3 separate regions of the Mus musculus genome follow, and regions 1 and 2 are each linked to region 3. Evidence: chromatin loops called from intact Hi-C (ENCODE). Cell type or tissue: left cerebral cortex. All regions are shown on one strand.

Region 1 (8,000 bases), 370 kb before region 3:
ACCTGTCCTCTGGTCCGGACGGTGGCCGGCTGTCTGCGGCCCGCCAAGAGTGCTGCCTCAGCGGCTCTGTGCTTCTGCCCGTCCCAGAAGCTGTCCGGTTCTCTGGTGCACCCTCTAACCTGTTCAGACTAATTTCCTAAGTTCTGCTGAGTCCCGGAACCAAGATGGCGACCGCTGCTGCTGAGGCTGAGGCCGCCTCCCAAGCCAGGCGGACACCTGTCCTCTGGTCCGGATGGTGGCCGGTTGTCTGCGGCCCGCCCAGGCTGCTGCCTCAGCGGCTCTGTGCTTCTGCCCGTCCCAGAAGCTGTCCGGTTCTCTGGTGCACCCTCTAACCTGTTCAGACTAATTTCCTAAGTTCTGCTGAGTCCCGGAACCAAGATGGCGACCCAGCTTATCTCTTAGTATGAGTTTTGTTGTGCCCCAAATCTCTTGGTATGTGATATCTTCATTATCACTTGTCCCAAGAAACCAAAAACATCTTTATTAGTTTCTTTACTGAGTCATTTAGTTATTAAGAAGTTGTTTACTTTATACATATTTGTATACTTCACAAAACTTTTCTTGCCACTAGCTTTTAGATTTATTGTCTTTTAGTTGGAAAAAGTGATATGGTTTCAATTTTAAAAAGGTTGGAAGCTGTTGTTTTATGACCTGTCATATGACACATCCCAGAGAATGTAAAGTGTGATATTTAGAAGAACGTGTGTTTGTAGCTGTTGGGCAGAATCCTTGTAGATGTCTGTTAGGTTCATTTTGCCTAGATGCAATTATCTCTGGTATACTGGTTTTCTGCCTGGATGATTCATCCACAATGACAGTAATGTGTTTAAGTCATGTATTGTTATTGGATTGGAGTATATATTTTCCTTCAGACTTATTGAACAGACTTTTTAAACATAGCATCGATATTTACATATAATCACTATTACCTGTGGCTGAATCCACACCTCCATCATGAGATGAAGAGCTTTCTATCTCCTCTTCATACAAACTACATAGTTTGTATTTTTTAAAGATCCATTTAATCACTCTCCATCTTTAAATTGGAGATTTTTATTCACTTACATTTAAGGTAACTATTGTTAGCTTATATATTATCACTGCCAGCTTATTATAGCTTCCTGGTATATCTATAGATATTTTCTTTCCCCCTTTGTACAGTTAGTTGTGATTAAGCGATTTTTCTCTAGTTGTGTTTTCATTTTTATTTTAAAAAAGTATGTGTGTGTGTATGTGTGTGTGTGTGTTTGCTTGCAAGTATGTTAGTGCAGCATTGTGTGCCCAAAGATGTCCACAGAGTCAGGAAGAGGCAGTCAAATCCCCCAAACCTGGGGTTACAGATGTTTGTGAGCTGCCATGTGTGTGTGGGGAATGGGATTTGGATCCTCTGGAAGAACAGCAGCCAGTGCTCTTAACCACTGAGCCATCTCTCCAGCTCCTAGTAGCATGTTTTGATTACAAGTGTTTACCTTGTAGATTTTAAAAATTTATTTATTTGATGTTGTGAATACACTGTCACTCTCTTCAGACACACATGAAGAGGGCATTGGATCCTATTGCAGATGGTTATGAGCCACCAAGAGGTTACTGGGAATTGAACTCAGGACCTCTGAAAGAGCAGTCAGTGCTCTTAATTGCTGAGCCATCTCTCTAGCCCCCACCCACCGTATAGAGTTTTAATATCCATTCTACATGCATTTTTATGTTTTAAGCATACTGATGTAGATATTATATTTCTTTTTGATCTTCACTCTAAAGATATAGTTCTTCCATGCACGGTGTTTGCACCATGGATCATTTTGTTGGGTAGGTTGACAGCTCTTGTCTTTCTGTATATTCTATCTCATTCTACTCCCTGCTGTCAGGTAGGGTGTCTGCTGAGAGGCCTAATGTCAGGTGAGTTGGATCGCATGCATAGTATTTGGGGTTTCCCCCTCTTTCTTATGTGTGTGGTATACACATGTGTGATCATGTGTGTACATGCACATGTGTATGTGTGTATTTGGTGTGTGTGTGTGTGTGTGTGTGTGTGTGTGTGTAGCAGAGGATGACACTGAGTGTCCTTGGATGCTGTCCCCTTCTATGAGACAAGATCTCCCACTGGCCTGGAATTCCTCATGTAGGCTATGCTGACTGGCTAAGGAGCACCAGGGAGTTGTCTCCCCAGGTCTTGGATTAAATGCATATGCTACCAGTCTAGGCATTTCTCCTCACGGGTTCTGAAGAATGAACTCAGGTCTTTGTGCTTGCAAGGAAATCAGTTTGCCAAGTGAACCATTTCCCACACCTGAACTAAACTGGTTACCTGTACCTCTGTACTCCTTCTATAGCTGGGTGGTTGAGTTCTCCTCTCTACTGGAGGACTTTTCTGCTGTCTTTTTGAATAAGCTTTCCACCTTCTGGCCTTCTCAAAGGCTCTAGCAATGTGAATGTTTGTTCTTGTATTTCTGTCCTGTAGTTTCCAAAGGATTTATTTAGTCCATCTCCTTCATTTTTCTCTTTAAGTTATATATTTTCAAATAGCCCATTTTTGAGCTCATTAGATGGTCTTCTGTTTATTTGAGTCTGATAATGACGCTGTATATAATATTTTACATTCAATTTTAAGTACTTTTCTGCTTGAAGATTTGATTTTAAAAATTTGCTATCTGTTGTCTCTGATGAATTTATGAATTTTATTTTCATTTTCTTTCTTAAGATTTATTTATTTTATTTTATATGTATGAGTGTTTTGTCTGCACATATGTATGTGCACCACATGTGCCAGAGGCCAGAAGGTGGAAAGCTTATTCAAAAAGACAGCAGAAAAGTCCTCCAGTAGAGAGGAGAATGCAACCACCCATGTGGTGCCTATGGAAATCAGAACCTGCCCAGCACCAGGTATTGAGGAAAATAGCGATGGTAGCATTAGCGGATTTCAGGGGCAAAAACTGAGTTTTTCGAGGACTAAAATTGTTTACTTATAATAATATTTGCCGTTCTTAACTCTTTGCTTTTCTAGGATGAAAAGCCATTGGCTTCTGGTAATAAACTCTTGCTGGCATCATCAGGGAATTAAGAGGAAAAAAGGCTTAAGAAAAAATGCTGCTCAGGAGGCTCCTGCTGGCTAGGCAAGAGGCTTGCAGCTTGGTAACCCTTCATGAACCATAGAGAAAAGAAAATAAAGAAAGGGAGAACTCAAGCACACACACACACACCCTGCTCCGGCCATACCACCCATCTCATCAACTCTACAAGTGCTTATGCATATTTATACACACACACACACACACACACACACACACACACGTATGTAGGGACAAACAGACATACATATATACATTTGGTGAATGGGGCAGAGCCCCCAAGCCATACTTTAATTCTTCTCTCTGGCTTTCTTATACTTTCTTATACCTTTGTAGGCAATTTTTAAAAAAATTACCTCATAGATGAAATGTTACACAAAAGGGGCGTTACAGAAGGATGTTGGTGTTATCAGTTCAAAGCAGAGTTTCATTCTATAAGCTCATTGTAAGTTCAAAACAACAGTTTCACATGGCCTGGTGACAACTGTGACTTCATCCTTAGACCTGGCCTAAATGAATGTTTTTCCTTGGTCATAAATCTGTCCCAATCTTTTCTGCTTTCTTATTCTAGTGCAATCAGCCTGTAACACATAAAGGTTTACAGAGCCCTATTTGCAGCTCTTCAGAGAGTCAGAAGTTACTTGTGTAAATTTAGGAATTCCATAAACCTAGTATCAGGAACTATAAAAATTTCAGTTTGTCAACACAGCACTATTACGTGATAAGATATCTTTATTGAACTGCAGGGAATCTGCCCAACAGGGTAGGCTAATACCCAGGAATCATTAGGCTATGTAATAGTGACAGGAAAGGCATACCAGCAGGAAGAAGAAATCCTGGGATAAAAATCTCTGAAGATCCTGCAAATCAGAGCTTACCCATTGCAGCTGTGCAAAGCAGTGGGCCATCTCCAGAAAACCTACTTGTTTGTCTTTAGCCTTTCCTCAATGACTTCTGGCAGTTGAGTTCGAGGCCAGCCTGGTCTACAGAATGAGCTCCAGGACAGCCAGGGCTACACAGAGAAACCCTGTCTTGAAAAACAAAAATAAAAAAAAACAAACAAAAAACCCACCCCCCCCACAAAACCCAAACAAACAAACAAACAAAAAACAAAAAACAACCAAAACAAACAAACAAAAAGACCCAGCCATTTTAAATTCTCTGTCAAAGAGTTTGCACATATCCATTGCTTTCTGGTCAGTTTTTGATGCCTTATCTTTTAGGTAGGGTAATGGTCCTTTGAGCTGAATAGAAGCACCTATTATTGGACAGATTAGAAGTTTATTCCAGACTTCACTCTGTGGCTTTATTTGTGGCTATATTATATGGGCTGATATGTGGTGTGGTATGTGGTGTGGTGTGGTGTGGTGTGGTGTGGTGTGTGTGTGTGTGTGTGTGTGTGTGTGTGTGTGTGTGTGTGTGTGTGTTTGTATAATTGTGTGTGTGTCCTGAGCCTAGTCTGGTCTTACTCTAACACTAGAGGGTGTGTTCAGTATAGATTTCCTAGAGCCATGGTTGGTATATTATCAATATTTCAGCACTAGAGGGCACCCCAAAACTATATTTGCAGCAATCAGCAGTTGAAGCTGTTTTTCAGGATGGAATGGGTGTTAAAGCAATTTTTACTTTTTGATTTAGACATTTTTAAAGAGGATGTTTCTGTGCTGCCAAGATGGCTCCGATGGCTCTCACTGCCAAACCTGAGCACCTGAGTTCCACGCTGGGACCACGTGGTGGAAGGAGGGAGCCTGCTCCCTGAGGTTGTCCTCTGGTCTCCACATACACAGACACACAGACACACAGACACACAGACACACACACACACACACACACACACACACACACACACACACACACACAAAGAGAGAGAGAGAACAAATGAATATAAAAAATAAAATAAAGAGATTTTCAAATATTAAATATTAATAATTAATATTTCAGATTAAAAAGTGATGACTTTATTTCCAACCCAAATATCAGAAAATTCAACGTGAGTAACCCGTCTGATGAGAGAGAGCAGCTGATCACTGAGGCAGCTTCTTTGAAACAAGATCTTCAGACGATTGTGAATGGCTCTCAGTCTAAGAATACGGACACTTCTTAACCATTCGTTTCTGCATTAAAACACTCTTACTTGTGCAGTGTTGTTTTGAGACACCCACGAGATACTGTTACTCTTCACAATTCTTGTAAACAGCAAAAAGAGCGTGCTGCTAAGCCAGATCTGTCGGACTTACACATGGCTGTGGCTCTTGTAGAGGCGGAGGCTTCAGTCTCAATGACCCGAGTAACAGACTGCCAGGGAAGGCGGGAGACTTGAAGAGGGAGTGGCTGCATCTCACAGCCACACTGCACAGAGGCTATTATTATCATTTACTGACAGGAAAGGGAAACAGAAATAGGAAGTAAGGGATCTGGGCCACTGTTGGTAAGATTAGATTTTTTATTTCCAAAGGCAAGTTTTTTTTTTTTTTCCTTCCCCTTCCTATTTTTAGTTAGAATTGGCACATCATGGCTTGCATTTGGGGTGACTCAGTAGGTGGTTCTTAAGTCCTCTTGTCTCTGATCCTTGTACTATCATCTTAAATTTGCCGAGCCATTTTAGGCTCTTGGACATTGCCCAGAAATGTAAAGTGCTGAGGAGATGCAGGTTGCAACGTCTCTATTCCGTCTGCGCAGAGTCTCCCCCACACTGATACTGGCAAGTCAGATGGACAAGCGCTTTGATGAGTCAGGACACCTTGATATCTTTTTAACTCTTACAACTTTTGCTGTTTTATAAATGAGAAAGCTGACATTAAGGTAGATTAAGCAGTTTCCCTGTGGTAATACCAAATAGTAAGAGGCAGATGTGGTCCTGACATCCAGCCACCTGGCCCCAGTGCCTCTTCAGCAGATTCGACTTTCTCTGGAGGGCGAGGAGCTCTGCCCCTGGTGTCTATTCGGTCTTCCCATACCTTTTCTAAGTTTATACATCGGAGAAAGGTGCCTTAGAAAACAAAGAAGACACAGGACCATGACCGGAGCCACGTGCCATACAGAGCAAGGGAGGGCTGAGGGCTGAGAGCTTCCTCTGCTCTCCAAACAAAGGCTGAGTGTGGGAGACAGATGAAAAATTCACAGTAAAAAGGAAGGCAGTGATAGTGAAACTCTATTTCTTACTTGTTATTTTTTTAATTGGATATTTTATTTATTTACATTTCAAATGTTATCCCCTTTCCCAGTTTCCCCTCTGAAACCCCCCTATACCATCCTCCCTCCCCCTATTCCACCCACCCACTCCTGCCTCCCTACCTTGGCCTTCCCCTACACTGGGCCATCCAGCCTTCCCAAGACCAAGGGCCTCTCCTCCCATTGATGTCTGACAAGTCCGTCTTCTGCTACATATGAAGCTGGAGCCATGGGTCTCTTCATGTGTACTCTTTGGTTGGTGGCTTAGTTCCTGGGAGCTCTAGGGGGGTCTGGTTGGTTGATATTGTTGTTCCTCTTATGGGGTTGCAAACCCCTTCAGTTCCTTCAGTCCTTTCTTTAACTCCTCCATTGGGGTCTCGTGCTCAGTCCAATGGTTGGCTGTGAGCATCTGCCTCTAGTTGTCAGGCTCTGGCAGAGCCTCTCAGGAGACAGCTATATCAGGCTCCTGTCAGCAAGCACTTCTTGGCATCCACAATAATGTCTGGGTTTGGTGTCTGTAAATACGATGGATGCCCAGGTGAGGAGTCTCTGGATGGCCTTTCCTTCAGTCTCTGTTCCACACTTTGTCTCCCTACTTCCTCCCTTGAGTATTTTGTTCCCCCTTCTGAGAAGGACTGGAGCATCCACACCAAGATCTTTCTTCTTCTTGAGCTTCATGTGGTCTGTGAATTTTTTTTTCCAAGGCATAAGAATAAGGTTTAATGCTGCACCTATCAAGGCAGCCCTAGTGTCTGTCAACGCGGAAGCTCCCTGAGCGGTGCAGACCTCTCCAGTGTCCAGCTTCCTCAGTGTCCTCCACAGGACTACGCTGTGTCTGAGGCCTCGGCACATGGTACCATCGAGGCCTGTGGTGGGGGAGGGGCTGCCTAATCGTCCTTCTTAAACTTGCCGTTGATGTAAGGCACCCAGTCCAGGATCAGCTGCCAGTCCGTGGCCCACACCAGTCCCACAGCACCCACAGTGCCCCACATGCCGGCTGTGGGAATCCAGTTTCTGGCCAGTTCCCGGTAGCGCGGGCCTAGAAACCTGCTCAGCATCGCTGCAGGGTCTCAATACTGGTCTGTGAATTTTATCTTGGGTATTCCGAGCTTTTGGGCTAATATTTACTTATCGGTGAGTACATACCATGTGTGTTCTTTTGTGATTGGGTTACCTCACTCAGGATGACATTTTCTAGTTCCATCCATTTGCCTGTGAATTTCATGAAGTCATTGTTTTTAATAGCTGAGAAGTACTGCATTGTGTAAATGTACCACATTTTCTGTATCCATTCCTCTGTTGAGGGACATCTGGGTTGTTCCCAGCTTCTGGCTATTATAAATAATGCTGCTATGGATATAGTGGAGCATGTGTCCTTGTTATATGTTGGAGCATCTTCTGGGTATTTGCCCAGGAGTGGTATAGCTGGGTTTGCAGGTAGTACTATGTCCAATTTTCTGAGGAACTGCCTGGCTGATTTCCAGAGTGGTTGTACCAGCTTGCAATTCCACCAACAATGGAGGAGTGTTCCCCTTTCTCCACATCCTCACCAGCATCTGCTGTCACCTGAGTTTTTGATCTTAGCCATTCTGACTGGTGTAAGGTGGAATCTCAGGATTGTTTTGATTTACGTTTCCCTGATGACTAAGGATGTTGAACATTTCTTTAGGTGCTTCTCAGACCTTGTTATTTGTAATCCCCCCACCTCTAAGTAAATTAAAAGTGGGATTATTAAGAATAACAAGGGTATTATTCATAAAATGT
Region 2 (8,000 bases), 340 kb after region 3:
AGAGGAAATTCATAACATTCCAAGGCAAAATAAGTAGATTAAGTTAGTCCTAAATGCAGAAGACATACCTATATACATCAAAGCATTAAAACTCTACCAAAGGTAATTAATCCTAGTACTGGTAAGGCAGAGGCAGACAGATCTCTGTGAGTTCAAGGCCAGCCTGGTCTGCATAGTGAGTTCCAGGACAGCCAGTGCTATAAAGAGAGACCTTGTCTCAAAAAGACGAGGAGGGGGGAGGGAGGGAGGGAAGGAATACCCACTGGTCAGGCAAGGCGAGCCCACTCATGTGATAAGGGAGAGACTGTTGTAGAGTTAACCAACTGTTCCCTGATGGAGTTTGATTCCATCTCCATGGCTGGGAACTCATAGGCCCTAATGAGGAAGCTTCTAGTGTGCAACATCAAATTACCTTCTAAATAACTATGTCTATGGCCATAGGCTAGTGCTGCTGTAATCTTCGGTGAAAGAAGAATAGCTTTTATAGTTCTTTGGAGAGATGCATACTGGCCAAAGCCTTGAGAATAAATGACTGTTGAATGCCCAGCATTGAATGGGAGGGACTGTTCTACTCACCTCCTCTGAGGCTCAAGAAACATTGAAGAACGGGTGGAAAGAACTCTTAAGAAGACAAGGAATGGAGTGGGACACTGGGTTCTGAGCATGAAATAGCTGGTGCATCTTGAACTTATAACTGTGATCACCTGTACAGGATTGGACTAGTCATACCCAGTCATGGAAGGAGTAGAAGCATAAGGGGCTCTATCTCTCCCTGAGGGTTTATGCAAAACTAATGGTTGCTAGAATACAGAGAGACATTTTCTTCATTGGTATAGCACCTTATAAAGTGCACATGCTTCTATAAACACCCTCATGAAATCCATAAGGGAACACACGCACATGTGCACACACATGCACACACACATGTGCACGTGCACACACACATGTAGTAGGAGGGTGACTCATGTGGAAAGGCGGACAAGAAAGAGAAATAGGGGACTAAAGTATCAAGCTGTATTATCATGTAATGAAAATGTCATCATGAAACCCATCGTTACATACAATTAACATATACTAATAAAAAATTTTAAAACACACTACAAAATGGTAGAAACCAAAATAGCACAGCACTGTCATAAAAAGTCACATAGGCAGAAGAGAGAAGCCAGAAATAAACTGTGTGGTTGTAGCCAGCTAATTTCCCAACAGTTGAGAAAGTCTCTGTAATAAATGGTGCTGAAGGAAAATCCAGGCCTCTATTCATCAAGGTTAAAAGTCAACTTAAAATATATTTTGAAAACTTAAATAAATTCCATCTAAGCCATGAAACTATAGAAGGAAACAGAAGAAGTACTTCGGGACACTGACCTGGAAAAAAAATGTAGTGAAATCCCCAAGATACAGGCAACGGATGCAAAAATTAACAAATGGGATTACATAAGACCAAAATGCCCCTTATAGCTGGAAAGAGAACCACTGGAGTAGAAAAAGGACTAGAGAATAGGAGAAGTGTTTGCAAATGTTTGACAAGGAGATAAATTCAAAATACATGAGGGAATTTGACATCAGAAGCTAAAAATATTAAAAATCCAAATAATCTGATCTTTAAAATGACTGGATAACCTGAAAATTGGCACTTCTAAAAAGAGTAAAAATTTTAAAAATGACCAAGAGATAGATAGATATAAATATTTAATTCTCAACATCACTAATCAGCAGAGAATGCAAACTGATCCGCAATGCGAAGTCATCAAACCCTGGGCAGAGTGGTCACTTAGCACCCATGTCCTGTCATGAAGAAGTCTGTTGAGATTTCTCATTCTTTGTGTTGCTGAGAGATTACAGCTCCTCTGTGGCTGTACTGTATCCATACAGGGCAGTTTTATATTATGTCACAGAGAGAGAGAGAGAGAGAGGGGGGGGGGGGGGCTGTATCCATGTCTCCTCTGACTTGGAAGCTGAGTTTTTACGTCGTTATCTGTTCGCCCACTGTGGGGAGCAAGGAGCAAAGACCAGTGGGCTTCCTCATCTCTAACTTTAGTGCTGTGATGCATAGCTAGCCGTGAAGTACCTGCTAAGTTTAATACAAGTGTCAAACTGATTCAGCTATCACATCCTCTGTGGTAATTAGGATGAACCAGTGGCCTTGTGCACAGTAGACATACACCCTACCATTTGCTACATCAACAAAAAAGCAAGGTGTGCAGGATCTGCTACGCATGCTCTCCCCCAGCTCCTCTCTCTCTCAATGGCAACTGCCAAGTCTTTCAGCAGACTTGTAATGACAGTTTTATGATAACCAGTCTCCAAGCCAGTGAGGACAATATTTCTAATGCATTCTAGTTCATTGGTGAGAGCCATGTAAGTTAACACTTAAATGTGGAAAGTTCTGAGAAATTTGGGACTACACCTGATACTGTGTTGACACTCCAGCAAAAGCTTTCATATATAAAGATTGTGCTAGAGTAAATGTTTTTTCCTTCTCTCATATGTATGTGTGTTCACATGTGTGTGCACAAGTGTGAAAGCTCAAGATTGGCATGGAGAGTCTCCTTGTTCATTGAGGCTAGGTCTCTCAGTTGAAACCAGAGCTCACTGATTGAGCCAGTCCAGCTAGCCAGCTTGCCCTCTGTATTCCTTGCCTCTGCCTTCCAAGCACTGGAATTATAAGCAGGCTACTACACCCACCTGGCATTTATGTGGGTCCTGCGAACGAGCCCTGTCCTCATACTTGGGAAACAAAGACTTTAGTCGGTCAGTCATCTCTCCAGCCCTGGCATGGCTTACAATAATAAATAAAATGTGGAGAAATGACCCTTACTTTAACCCTGACAATTCCAGGTTGAAAGCAAGATCTGCCTGCTTTTTCTCGTTGTCAGAAGTGGTCGTGTACCACCCCAGACACCACTGCTTTTATTTTTAATCGATAAACTCTAAAGATATTGAGGTGAATTAAGGGATTTTCCTTCTTATCAATGACTTAGAATCCAGCTAATAGGAGATGAAAGAGTTCAATGCACAGGAGATTGATTTTTTCCCCTAGGCATTTACAAGAAAGCAGCCACTCAATGTCCAGGAAGAATAGCATCCCCTTTCTCTCCCTTTGTCTGAGCTGGCTCCTAACCTGCAAGAATCCGAGAGCAGCTGGAATTGAAAGGTCAAGCTGGAAGGTGTACTTAGCTCCAGAAGAGGTCACATAAATCTTTGAATTTCCTGAGATGACAAAAGCCCACCGAAAACCCCAGTGGAGTCACGTGATTCCGCTGACTGCTAGCTGCTCCTCTGATACTGTTTCAAGACCGCCCCAGCCCTGTAAAAAAGCAGACGCTGTCTCTGACTGCGTTGCCTGCCTTCGGATCCCTTTTCCCTGACTGGACCGACTTTCCCAGGTTCCGTAGGAAAGGATGCTCGTTCTAGGGAGTATGCCAACCCGGGTTGATAGCTATGGGAGGTCTCCCCTTCTCTGAGGAGAAAGGGAGAGGAAAGGAAGGGAGGAGAGGTGAGAGGGAGGGACTGGGAGGAAAGAAGGGAGGAGAATCTGGGATCCTGATATAAAGTAAATTTAAAAATAATAATAATAATAACAAAATAAATGCATCTGCCTGAGCTGTTTTCACTAGTGTAATCTTGGGAACTTTTTTGGAATTTCCATATGTCCAGGATTACTAAAGGAGATTTAAATGGTTTTGTAAATGCCAGTTCAACCTTTGCTTCTTCAGGAAGAGGACAGCCATGGCACCAGCCCTTGTGGGAGCCCAGAGCAACAGGCTTCACTTTGTGGTCGCCTGCTCCATTGGGCAGAGCAGGCCACTCCGCAGGCAGATGGAAAGCTGATACTTCATCGTATGGAACCCACCTGTACGCAGCTCGTCCTTGTCATCTTCTTCGAGTTTTTTCCTCTCTCTTGTTCGCTTTTCTTTCCTCCTTCTAAGTCACAACCCAGGACACAAGAAAGGCTGTGTAACGCAGGCAAAGTTAAGAGTGTAAAGGTGGAGGGGGGGGGCACCAGGGGCAGGGAGGGGGAGGAGGGCGGGGGAGGGGCGGGAGACTGGGGAAGGGAGAGAGGAGGGGTGCTTGCGAAAGGATGAGCAGACTAGGATCTCAACCCTGCAGTTGTATCTTGCCCCCTCCCCTCACTTAGACACCCTCATCCACACACTTTATCTCAAGGTAGACATTTCCTAGGTAGAATGTATCCAGTCCACTTATCTCCAGGCCAGATGTCCCTGCTCTGAAAGCTAGGCCTAAATACCCAACAGCCATTTAAAGGCTCCACATCTGTGTACATAAGCCCTTTAGCCTCCTCACTCCCAGCCTGACTCACCACTCCCCACCCACCCTCTTGCCTACCACCTACTGGTGCTTCAGAGAAGCCGGTTTTAAGTAATGGTACCATTATCTACCCAGATTCCAAGGGCGAAAGAGGGGAGACAACTCAGCACCTCCTGTCCATCAGCTCCCGCCCACCTCCGACATCGGCTCTCACCTGCCTACCTCCTCAGTCATCTGCCTCCTCTAGGGTCTGCGGGTACCAGGGCTTCTGTTTGTTTCTCTTGCCTGACTTCTAGCGCCTTTTAGTGGTTTTTTAGTGGTAGTGGTGGTGGTTTGGGGTTTGGTTTGGTTTGGTTTGGTTTGGTTTGGTTTGGTTTGGTTTGGTTTTTAGGTGTTCCCATCATGGCTTCTGTTGGTTTTAGTTTTCTGGTTCCAAGTCTTTGGTAATTGGTCTTTTGGTTTTTTTTTTTGTTGTTGTTTTGTTTTTTTTTTCAGTTTTTGGTCTTTTGGTTTTGGGGGTTGATGTTTGTTTGTTTGTTTGTTTGGGGGATGCTGTTTCATGTTAGTTTAGTGAGATCCAAGTTCATCTCCTCCATTAGCTGCCATCAAAGCAATTTCTTCTCAGGGTTTTTTGCCACCCTCTGATGTGATCACTGAAAATACCTAAGTGCCCTGAATTTTCCTTCATGAGCTCTTGACTCTGTTTTGTCCTGGATCCCAAGACCAGCTATAAAAAACAGCAATGACTTCAGGAGCCCTGGAAAGGGAAGGGTAGCATCCAAGCTGCCAGTTTGGTGGCAGGCTACACACACACACACACACACACACTCACACACACACACACACACCAGAGAAGGGGGAGAAATCTCTGCAAGAAGTCTGTGCGCGTGCTCTCTCTCTCTCTCTCTCTCTCTCTCTCTCTCTCTCTCATCAGCAACAGAAGCACAGTTCTCAAAAGTAACATGGCCCAGTTCAAACCACGTGTCTACCTAGGATGCAGCAGAGGCTAGCAACTCTCCTGGGACCACACAGAGCCGTTCCTGGTCTTCCAAGCCCAGGTAGTGAGGGATGGTGTGATGGTGCAACAAAGTCTTTCTTTCCTAGAAAGAGGAACAATGGCTCTAGAATAGGAAGCCTGGATTGTGATTCCCACCTCCTCCACTAACCAGCCGGGTGCCTTAACCAACTCACGTCGACTCTTTGGACATCTGTTTCCTCACTGGGGAAAAAAAATTGTGATAAAATATGCTTTGCCTACTTCACAGGATTTTATGAGGTTTTAGCAAAAAAAAAAAAATGTTTTCAATATATGTTTTGAAAACTAAAAAAAAAAAAAGTATAAAAATCAAACTGCCCTACTACTAAGCTATAAACATAAACATCAGAATGCTGGAGAAACAGCTTGGTGGTTAAGAGTACTGGCTGCTCTTGCAGAAGACCCAAGTTTGGTTCCCAGCACCCACATGGCAATTCACAAAAACCAGAAACTGCAGTTCCAGGGGCTCTAATGCCCCCACCCCTGTCCTTCATGGGCACTCCAAGAATATGGTGCTCTAACATGCATTCAAGCAAAACACTCATGCACATAAAATAAATAGATCTTTAAACAGAAGCATCATCTGTCAGGGAGGACTATGGTTTCCACCACAAAAGGCCCCACATTGCACTGAGGCAACATGGCCCCAATAAACCCCCTCAGAGTACACATGACACAGAAGAAAGATAAAACAGAGAATCATTAAGTTCGCTGCTCTAGGATGTTTCCATGAATTTGCTCTGACAGGGGAATTCCAAGGGGTGAGGAAATGGGGCAGGCTGTGTGTTTTAGATGAATCAGGGAAGAAATCCACTGGGATTACCCAGAGAGGATCCTGTGGCTCAATAGAGGTCAGCTCTCCTGACCACTGGAGGGTAGTCAGAAGGCCTCCAATTGTGCCAATATTAATTTTATCTTGGTAGGACTTCTTTGTTTCACACAATTACGGTCCTCTTCACGAAGCAAGCGTCTCAAGGATGAGAGCTGGAAATGAGAAAACCCCATTCTCACTCCTCGCTTCCCTTCAACCATGGATGCTGTGTGACATTTTACTCTCACGCTTTATTAATCGAAGACACCATCGATTATAAGGCACCACAATTTTATGTAATACTGAGAAGGAAAAATTATCTCCAGTTTAAATTTTGACATATCAATGATGAGAAGTATTTCCACTTCAGTGATGATAAATGTGGGGAAAAAAAAAGTTAAACTTAGAACCCTGAGAACATAGTATCTATATGTTGACTGGGTTACTGTATCAAAGCAGCTTCCACTAACAGTACCATCCATCTACAGGGGCCGGAATGGTACAGTGTAGAATTCTCCAGAACTCAGAATGCAAACAGTCTCTGCTAGAGAGGATTATTGACAGTGATCACTGTGATAATTTTTCTCCAGGCCAAGATTCTTCTGAAGAAAAAAAAATTGGAGAAATAAGCCCAGAACATATAAAATGGTTTTTTGAAAGGAAACAAAAGTTTTATTCCCAGAGATGAGAAACAAAGTTGACGCTGGCTACCATTTCTCAACACACAGATCAGGGCCCATCTTTAGACCTGACCATCCTTATAAGGACCCAAAGTGCAGAAGCATCTCAGACTTCATGGGATACTGTGGTGGTTTGAATATGCTTGGCCCAAGGAGGGGCACTATTTGGAGGTGTGGCCCTGTTGGAATGGGTGTGGCCTTGTTAGAGTAGGTGTATCACTGTGGGTGTGGGCTTTAAGACCCTCCTCCTAGCTGCCTGGAAGCAAATATTCTCCTAGCAGCCTTCTGATGAAGATGTAGAGCTCTCAGCTCCTCCTGCACCATGCCTGCCTGGATGCTGCCATGTTCCTGCCTTGATGATACTGAACTGAATCGCTGAACCTGGAAGCCAGCCCCAATTAATGTTGTTCTTTATAAGAGTTGCCTTGGTCATGGTGTCTGTTCAGAGCAGTAAAAGCCTGACAAAGACAGATACCCTCAGAGGACTGGTCATAATACAGGGACTGTCTCACCTGTCCCCAGAGGCGGGAACTCCCTGTCCTAAGAGTCCTCATGTAACCTAGGGGCATTTATTGCATTAACACGTCAGTAAATAACTACTGTTTGCTCAGAATAAGCTAAGAGATAAAAAGGAAATTGATTGTTCACTCCCTGCCCTCCTGCTCCTGACATCTTTCTCGTTATTATTATTTCCATTTGATTCCTTTTATTTCTTCCTTTCTCCCTTTTTTTCTTCATGTTTAAGGGGTTTTTGTTTTTTGTTTTTTTACAATATTGTTTTCTTCTAAACTTTATATATTTTTGTTATTTACTTTCATATATTTATATGATTATTATGAATCTTCTATTTTTTGTTTGTTTGGTTGGTTGGTTTTTTGCTTGTTTGTTTTTCGAGACAGGGCTTCTCTGTAGCCCTGGCTGTCCCGGAACTCACTTTGTAGACCAGGCTGGCCTCGAACTCAGAAATCCACCTGCCTCTACTTCCCGAGTGCTGGGATTAAAGGCCTGTGCTACCACGCCTGGCGAATTTTCTATTCTTGAGTAATATTTTTCTTTTGTTTCATATTTTTCTTGATGTTTCCTCCGCTCACATTTTGTATTATGATTTTACCTTATTAGTTTAAAAAATATTTTTACAATGCCATTGTTTTTTAAATTTAATGATTTTATTTTATGTATATGATTTGCTTGCATGTGTGCA
Region 3 (8,000 bases):
AGTTGATTCCGTGGGCCATGATCTCATGTTCTAGGGCCCCCTGACTACTATGATTCTTCCTCCTTTCTTCCTTGGGGTTCCTCGGACTCCAAAGAGAGGGACCTAGTGGAGCTCTCCAGCTGGGCACTCTCTCTGCCCAATGTTTGGCTGTGGGTTTCTGCGTTTGCTCGCATCATCTGGCAAAGAAAGCATCTGTGAAGATGTTTGGGCTGGGCACCGATTTATGAGTATAGCAGAATATCATTAGGAAGAGTTTCACTGATTTTTTTTTTATTTATAGAGATAGTCAACTAAAAGTTTTGAGACTGTTGCCTAAACAATTAGTGATCTAGGCTTAAAGATGAAGTAAAAGAAAATAAAGCATTTTTTAAAATGAAGGCACTATCTCAAGTAGATGCAAGTATCTACAGACAAACAGTGTGGTAAGCAGTCTTTATTGTCAAGTTGGCTGGATGAAGATGTGTCCATGGTGATAGTGTCACATGCTTCTGGGTGTGTGTGTGATGATATTTCACAGACCATTAGATGACAAAGTTCTGAAGTAATCAATGGATTAATCCATTGATTGATTTATAACATGATAGTATTATTGGCAGGTACTAAAGAGAAAATAAATCACTGAGAACATGAGCTTGGAGATATACCATGTCCCCCCGGCTCCCTCCTCTAGTCTCTTTCTGCTTTCCATTCATCAACACTGAAGAACAGCTTCTGCCACATGGCTCTCACTTGTTATGATTTTCTTTCCAAGTGCATGGGGCCAAACTGCCATGAAGGGAGCCCTCTGAAACCTGGAAACTGTTGTAAGTTTCTTCTCCATTAAGCTGTTTCTACGGGATACAAAGTCACAGGAATGAGAAGAGTGTTTGCTACAGAGAGTGTCTGTTCAGGATTCCCCTTTCCTCTCCTCTCCTCCAAACTCTACAGAAAAGAGTCCATTTTGAATCATTCTTCTATTCTGAGAGTGACCCAGAAATTCCTATTCTTTTTGAAAGCGTGAGTGGCTGTTACTCTATTTTAGGAACAGAGGACATATTGTAAGTCTTTCTTCCTGTCCCCTCTTCCCAGGTGGTGGGAATTACACAATGGTGGGAATGGGTGGGAGTTATACAAGGGTGTCAGGGATCTTTTCACACTAAGATGAGTATCTTTTAATACATAGTTTTACTATTCATCTAATATACTCTCACACAGGATAGGATTTCAGTTTCTAACCCTGATGAAATGAGAGATCTAGTAATTATAGAGATAAATGGTTTAACGCATCACAAACAACTATCAGAGAATTCTGAAAGTAGACATTAATGTTCAGATTAAGTTGGAAAGTCAAAGCAACCAGTACAGAACTTGGGGAAACTCATTAGATATTTGTTCTCTTTAGTCTCCTGGTTTTGACTCGAGGGCTCCCCTGTTGTAGAACTAGACAACATGGATGAGCAACAAAATGGCAAGAGAAAACAGTCAATCAAGATGTACAGTACAAGAGGGAGCCAGAGCTTTAAAACAAATTAAAAACAAATGATAGTTACATAAAAACAAAAATCTTTATCTGGGGAAGGGGAACAGTATGAGTGTGTGCCTGGTGCGCAGAATCCCTGAGTTTACTTCCTAGCACCAAGAGAGAGAGGGAGAGAGAGAGAGACATAGAGACAGACAGACAGACAGACAGACAGAGACAGAGACAGAGAGACAGACAGAGACAGACAGAGACAGAGAAAAAGACAGAGACAGAAGAACACAAGTGAATCTGATACAAATTTCCACCTTAGGAAAACAAAACAAAGAGTAAATTGAATCTGAACCAAGCAGAAGGCAATAATAAAGATCATGACAAAAATCAATGATTTGAAATTGAACGATCTGAAAAGCAATAGAGTGAATCAATGAAACTTAGTGAAGCTTTTTTTTAAAAATGGATAAAAACACAAATTACTAATATCAAGAGTGGCATTGCCAATATCAAGATACCACTGTACCTCCCATTACCAGTACAAATCTATCAAGCGCATGCTAATAATTCTGAAATCTAAGGTGAAATGGATCAATACTTAGATAGATACAAACAACCAAAATTGTTCAACAGAAATAATCTCAATAATCAGAACTTTAGGAAAGAAATTTAATCTGTAGTTCAATTCTCTCTCCAGCTAAAGCTTCGCATTTGTGTGGCTTACTTCATGAGTTCTGCCAAGCATTTAGGGAGGAAGTTACATCAATTTTATACCAACTGCTTCACGAAGCACCTCCCAACTTGTTTTATGCCATCATTGTACTGACCACATTCAACGCTGTAAGGAAACAAACTGCAGACCCGTGTGTACTTAGGAACCTGAAAGCAAATGCAACAACAAAGCAAAAGTCATTCCCAGTGATAGCTAGCATAGAGATCCAGCATGAGCAAGTGGGACTTAATTCCAAGACTGTAAATCTACCGATTTATAAAATCCAAACAACATGACCTCCACTTCTATCGGGGGACAAGGCCCTATAGGTGATAATGGGACACAGTGGGGCACATGAGTGGTATCAGGATCACCGAACTTCTGTTCCCAATAGAGGTCATTTATATTAATTATGTTTCTCATTGTTGTAACCAAACACCCGACAGAAGCAAATTAAAGAAGGAAGGGTATTTTGGGCTCATGGTTTAAGAAGGGATACAGTCTACCACAGAGGGTAGGCAGGGAAGTGGGCACACGAGGCAGATGGTCACATTGCATCTGAGTCAGGAAGCAGAGAGCTGACAGGAAGTAGAGCTCAGACAGAAACCTCAAGGTTCATCTCCAGCAGCCCACGTCCTGCAGTGAGGCTCTGCCTCTTCAAGGTTCCATAACCTTCTGAAATAGAGTCTCCCATTTGGCACACTTCTCTTGAACCCACAGCCCACGGTGATCTCACAGAACTGCACTGGTAGCCTTTTCTGGTTGTTGTTGAACATAATCACTCAAGAAATTCTTAGGAGCTATCTCTGGAGAGCTGGACACAGTTGTGGGTATAATGCTGCCTAGAGAAGAGACACAACAATACCTCCCACAGCCTCCTGGGAAAGATCCAGTCTCAGGCCTCAATCCAGATCAACAGAACCAACACCAGCTCAGAAAAGGACAAGCAAAAAAAATTTTTTTTTCTGAAGAACTTAGCCAACATAGAAGCTTTCTTTAGCGGATAATGCACTTATACAAACATCTGATGACCCCTTTCTTTCTAAAGTGACACTGAGACCTGGGGACTGGCTGTTCTTCTCTTGACAAGAGGTCCTGTTACAACAATCCCCTAGAACTGAATCACAGACTGGTACAGGCCTGCCAAGAATCCTGACTCACCAGCCAAATGGTACTCCAAGGACACCCAAGGACATGGCTGGAGCTGCAGCCACCTGTGAAGCAAACTGAGAACCAAAAGGCTGCCCAGACCCAGGCTCGGTCTGTGGGATGTTTGCTGGGAAGGTCAGCCAGATCTCAGTTCCACCCTCCTCACCTCTTATGTCTTTAGTGGCTAGTTTTAGTTCTCAAAGCTAACTAGAACACCAAATTCCTTTCACTAAGACTCAGACTAAGACACAGACTTAAAAGAATGAGGAAAACCTGCCTTTATGGGAACTTTGGAAAATTAAAAGAACTGAACAGCAGTCAGAATTGCAAAGCTGGTAATATATATTTTATAAGGGTTAACTTTCTCATACTTCCTTTTATAGAGCAAGAGATATTTGAATTCCTCTTCTAGTCAAAGAGGGAAAGTAAGCCTTGAACCTCCAAATTTACTCAACAATCAGATCAGCTCAACCCGAAATCTCACAAATTCCATCTTAGACCTGTCAAGGTCACATATGCCCATTGTCAACACAAGTTAGTTCTCAGTAGCCTGCCCTCCTGGAATCCCGAACCATGTCAGTCAGGCATTTAGCCCAGGACACCATGAGCAGCTTGGATGCTGTGTACACTTAAGTTTCTACCCATCTTGGGGTGTGGGGAATCGATTCAACTCTTCAGCTGTGTCACATCACATGGTCCCTGGTAAAATGTTTCACCAACGAGTTTAGTGTAGAAGGCAAGACGAGCTTAGCAAAGCTTTTAGTTATACTACGCACTTGATGCTGTATTAACTGCTCCTGAAGTCAAGACAGAGGATACAGTCCCCGAACAGTTGTCTCCATCCCTAGTCAAGTTAATTCCATCTTTTTTTCCTGTTTTCTTCAAAGGCCTTATGCACTAACCCTTTCCCTGTGGCTGTTTACCCATCAGAAGCCTCACTCAGCAGAGGAGGAGCCCTCTTGTGGCCAAGATGGTATCTTATTTGTCCGTAGAGGCCCAGATCCCAGCATGGTGCCTGTCACGTAGACTCAATAAATGTTGAACGAATGGGCAACGTCCTGCTATGTGAATGAGAATATTCTCCAGTAAGTGTGCCGTCCTAACGATCTTCTCTGAGGGCATTGGCCTGCTGTTTCCCCGTGGTGTTAGAAATGGAGAAGGCTGACTGAATAATTCCACGGCTTCCTTCTGAGCTCTTCCCTTAGACACAGACCACTGTCAGGTTGCTAATACTGTTTCCCTGGGCCCACCACGAAGGATGCCGAGCCTTATCACTCTAAGGTGTTTGCTTCACGTAGCAACTTGCTTTTTAATGAGCTTGTTTATCTCACCATCTCGGATGTTAATGTGGTCGGGAGGGAAGCATGCTGATTGACTATTACCAAGCAAAGTGGAAAGCCTCCAGGGAGAGCATCAGCTACAAGCTATGTGCTAACAATTATTCAATAACCAAATTTTCTTAAAAGAGAGAGAGAGAGAGAGAGAGAGAAACAACACAAGAAGAAGTTGGAAAAAGCACAAAATGAGCCACAGAAAAATAGGACAAGTTTGAAAGTTGCTCACATATCCAACTCTCAGCTTCTAGCTGGAGCCTGCTGGACTGTAAAGTGACTTCTGGCACGTCTACTTTACAGAGAGAAAATAATCCTAGGCATAAAGAAAGGTAGGTTTAAGGCCCACTGCTCCATCTTTCTCAATCTTTCCTTTTCTGATTTGCTTTCATGGTAGCAGTCTGGTTGTTGACATCTGGCATTTTCTTACAGGACAGCTCCAGCTCGTTGCTCTGTATTTGCAAACTTCCCCCCAGCCCCCTCTAGATGAGTTCTCTACTCTGTGATATGATGTGACCATAGGCTGGTCTCATTGTCAGCCTAGCCTAGGCTGCTTTCCTTCTGCCTTCTACTGGACTCAGCTTCTCCTGTCCGGTGCCGCTACAGTACCAAGTCCCATCACAGAAACTTCATGCTTCGAGGGCAGTCACTGCTGCCAGAGTTCCTTCCTCTCAATTGTCCCTAATAACATTGTCTTTCTCCCAAAGTCTTTGAGATTATAACTGCCTCTCTCTATGGCTAAACTCTGTGTGCCTCCATACATCTTATCTGTTGTTTTAACCTTGTTCACACTTCTGTAGTTTTTAAATTCACATTTCTTAATTTGCACTACCTATTTGGTATAGGTTATTTATGCAAATATTATGCAAATAATATACATCAAATCAGCAGTGACACCTAGCTGTCACTTTTCATTTCCTAGTTCTCTATAGGTTTTGGTAGCTTACCCCATCCTTCCATCAACATGTTTGGGCCTCCACTGTAATCAAATCCTTATCCACAATGTATAATTAAGGAAAGTGTGACTCTGAAGCTAAGCCACTTATCCAAAGGTATTTAGACATCTAATTACTTTTTCCTAAGGAAAAACAACTTCATGCAAAAATAACACAAACATACTCTGAAACAGGAAGAAACTTTAAATTCTCCTTAGGGAGGTGAGGAAAGACAAGAACAAAGCAAAAATTAAAAAAAAAATGTGTGTGTGGAGTGGATGGGTGGACTGATCTCAGAGAGAAGCCAGGCCATTTCTCTATGGCAGGCACCTACTAGAAAGACTGTGTGCCTGTAGGTTCAGTAGTTTGGAGAAACTGTCTCAGATAGTGATGCACATTTGTCTGGCTGTCTTATTTGAAGCAAGCACAGCAACTGGAGGGAGTGAGAGATTGGAGAGAAAGGGGGTGGGCTGGCATTCATCCATCTCAAAGGCGGGGGAGGTGAATTTCTCCATTTAGAAAACACAGTTGGATGACATGACATGGCCAGGGTAGAACAGTCCTTCAAGGCTTGTGGTCGGAAAGCAATTGAAGATGCCCAGAAGTCTTATTTGCAAACATGCATCCCTGTCTTTCATCCTCGCTCAGCTCCTCTCGGGCAAATGGAGCATTTGTTTCAATCTCAGGGCAACTCTGCTAGCTGTTTATCACAGGGAACGGGGAGAGAAGCCAGGAATTTTTTAGGAAGGATTGTCTATAATGCCAGAATGTGGACTCCAGGTGAAGAGGAACGAGGCCAAGGTGGGGTGGGGGGCCGAGGGGGCTGGGAGGGCTGGCAGATTGTTAGGCTTAAGGGGGTAGAAGGTAATTTTTAAGTAAGTTAGCTGAGCTGAGCGGAGTTAACTTTGTACCTGGAGTTGAAATTTTGGATGACCTTGTGGTCTGCAATATCTTGTTCTCAGGTTTGTCCTCACTATTGAGTGTGATGCTTGATGTGAAGCCAGCAGTGCCAGATGACGCATGAAAAAGGAGGCTTGCCAGGCTCAGGGGAAGCTCGGATTTAGAAGGGGAAAGACAGTCTGTCCAGAGCTTCCATCTATTTTATAAGCACATAGGAAACCTCTTTTCTCTTCCCTCCCCATACTCTCAGCATCTCTCCCTCTCTGTCTCTCTGTCTTTCTCTCTCTGTCTCTGTCTCTGTCTCTGTCTCTCTCTCTCTCTCTCTCTGGCTCTCTCTGTATTTCTGTCACTCTTTGTATCTGTCTCTCTCTGCCTCCCTCTCTGTCTCTGCCTCTCTCTGTGTCTCTCTTTGTCTCCACCTCTGTGTCTTTGTCTTTCTCTGCCTCTTCCTCTCTCTCTCCCTTCCTCTCTCCCTCCCTTCTTCCCCTCTGCATAAGCAACTCCACATTTCCCAGAATACTTTTTCTCTCCCCTTGTTCCCCTTCCTATGATAAAACTTTCCTGATAAAAGTTAGTCCAAACAGAAGTCATCTTCTCCCACAGCTGTGATGTGCCACCAGTGCCCCTGCTGTGACCCCTTCTTTGTCTTGATTTAATGACTACTCTTTGCTGTCTTCATTTGACCATAAGTCCTTCGAAGGGAGTTTTCCAGGCTGATTCAGTTTTGCAAATCCCACACTGTCTACCACATAGCAGAAACTCCATAAACCTTTGTTAAATAAATACATGATGTGGCTAAATGGAGTTCTACAAACGGGCGGTGCTGCCTGATCAAGTGAGAAACCAACCCAGTTTAAACTTAGGCTAAAGGAGACAATGGAACTAATGAATAATGAGCGCCTCTTGAATACGGGGAATCAAAGTCAGCTCTTATATTTAGCATCAGAGGTGGGAACTGAAATTACTGTCTCAAAAAAAAAAAAATCAGTCTATTAGGTTAGCATTTACATAATGGCAGAATCAAAGCAGCTTTGGCTCTTTGAAATCTGCCACAACTAACCTAGCAATGTTTGTTCAATATATTAAAATTAATAATAATGGCAGACAATAATAGCAGCTAACGTTTAAACCCATGTTACTTGTTAGCTATTGTGCACACTATTGACATACTTTATTCCCACAGTGCTGTTTGTAACACACAGCTCTATAAACAAAACAAGGCCACAAAGAGTTTGTTATTTATCTAAACTTATGCAACCAACAAGCAGCCGAGCTAAAACCTCAGCTCCAAATTTTGTGAGTTCAATTATTTACATCTGGAAGACTTGTGATTTTGATGTTTATTTGAAGAAACCCTGCATTCATGTGGAACATAGATACACATGAAGGCAAAACACCCATACACATGACATAACAGAATTAAGTATATATTTTTGGCTGTTGGATGATCTTATATTGAAATACTTTCTCTTGTTGCTTCTTAAGTAGATGAACACCCCACTGTAGCACTGTGATGTCATGAG

What was found. A loop is a pair of places that touch in the nucleus more often than their neighbours do. Peaks named below come from ENCODE experiments on the same cell type or tissue, not always from the same donor. Only the 100,000 strongest peaks of a DNase experiment are listed, where the experiment ranks them.
Region 1: a loop joins it to region 3, with 4 times the contacts of the local background. A loop is called at or near these places in 2 of 42 quality-filtered maps.
Region 2: it touches region 3 in a loop (2.7-fold over the local background); 2 of 42 quality-filtered maps call a loop at or near these places.

The regions. Positions count from the first base shown.
Region 1 is chr1:166,424,582-166,432,581 of GRCm38, forward strand. It overlaps the pseudogene Gm16418. Among named protein-coding and RNA genes, the nearest start is that of Gm39694, 4.1 kb to the right of the region's middle. In left cerebral cortex, a CTCF peak has its summit at 4,615 (motif pointing right); DNase peaks (open chromatin) are centred at 4,655, 5,388, 5,621 and 6,064; H3K4me3 peaks cover 410 bases.
Region 2 is chr1:167,130,522-167,138,521 of GRCm38, forward strand. No RefSeq gene overlaps it. Among named protein-coding and RNA genes, the nearest start is that of Gm33668, 15 kb to the left of the region's middle. In left cerebral cortex, no CTCF peak of the experiment used is centred here; DNase peaks (open chromatin) are centred at 4,342 and 5,439.
Region 3 is chr1:166,790,539-166,798,538 of GRCm38, forward strand. No RefSeq gene overlaps it. Among named protein-coding and RNA genes, the nearest start is that of Gm33404, 61 kb to the right of the region's middle. In left cerebral cortex, a CTCF peak has its summit at 4,270 (motif pointing left); DNase peaks (open chromatin) are centred at 944, 2,762, 2,998, 3,275 and 6 more places; H3K27ac peaks cover 782 bases.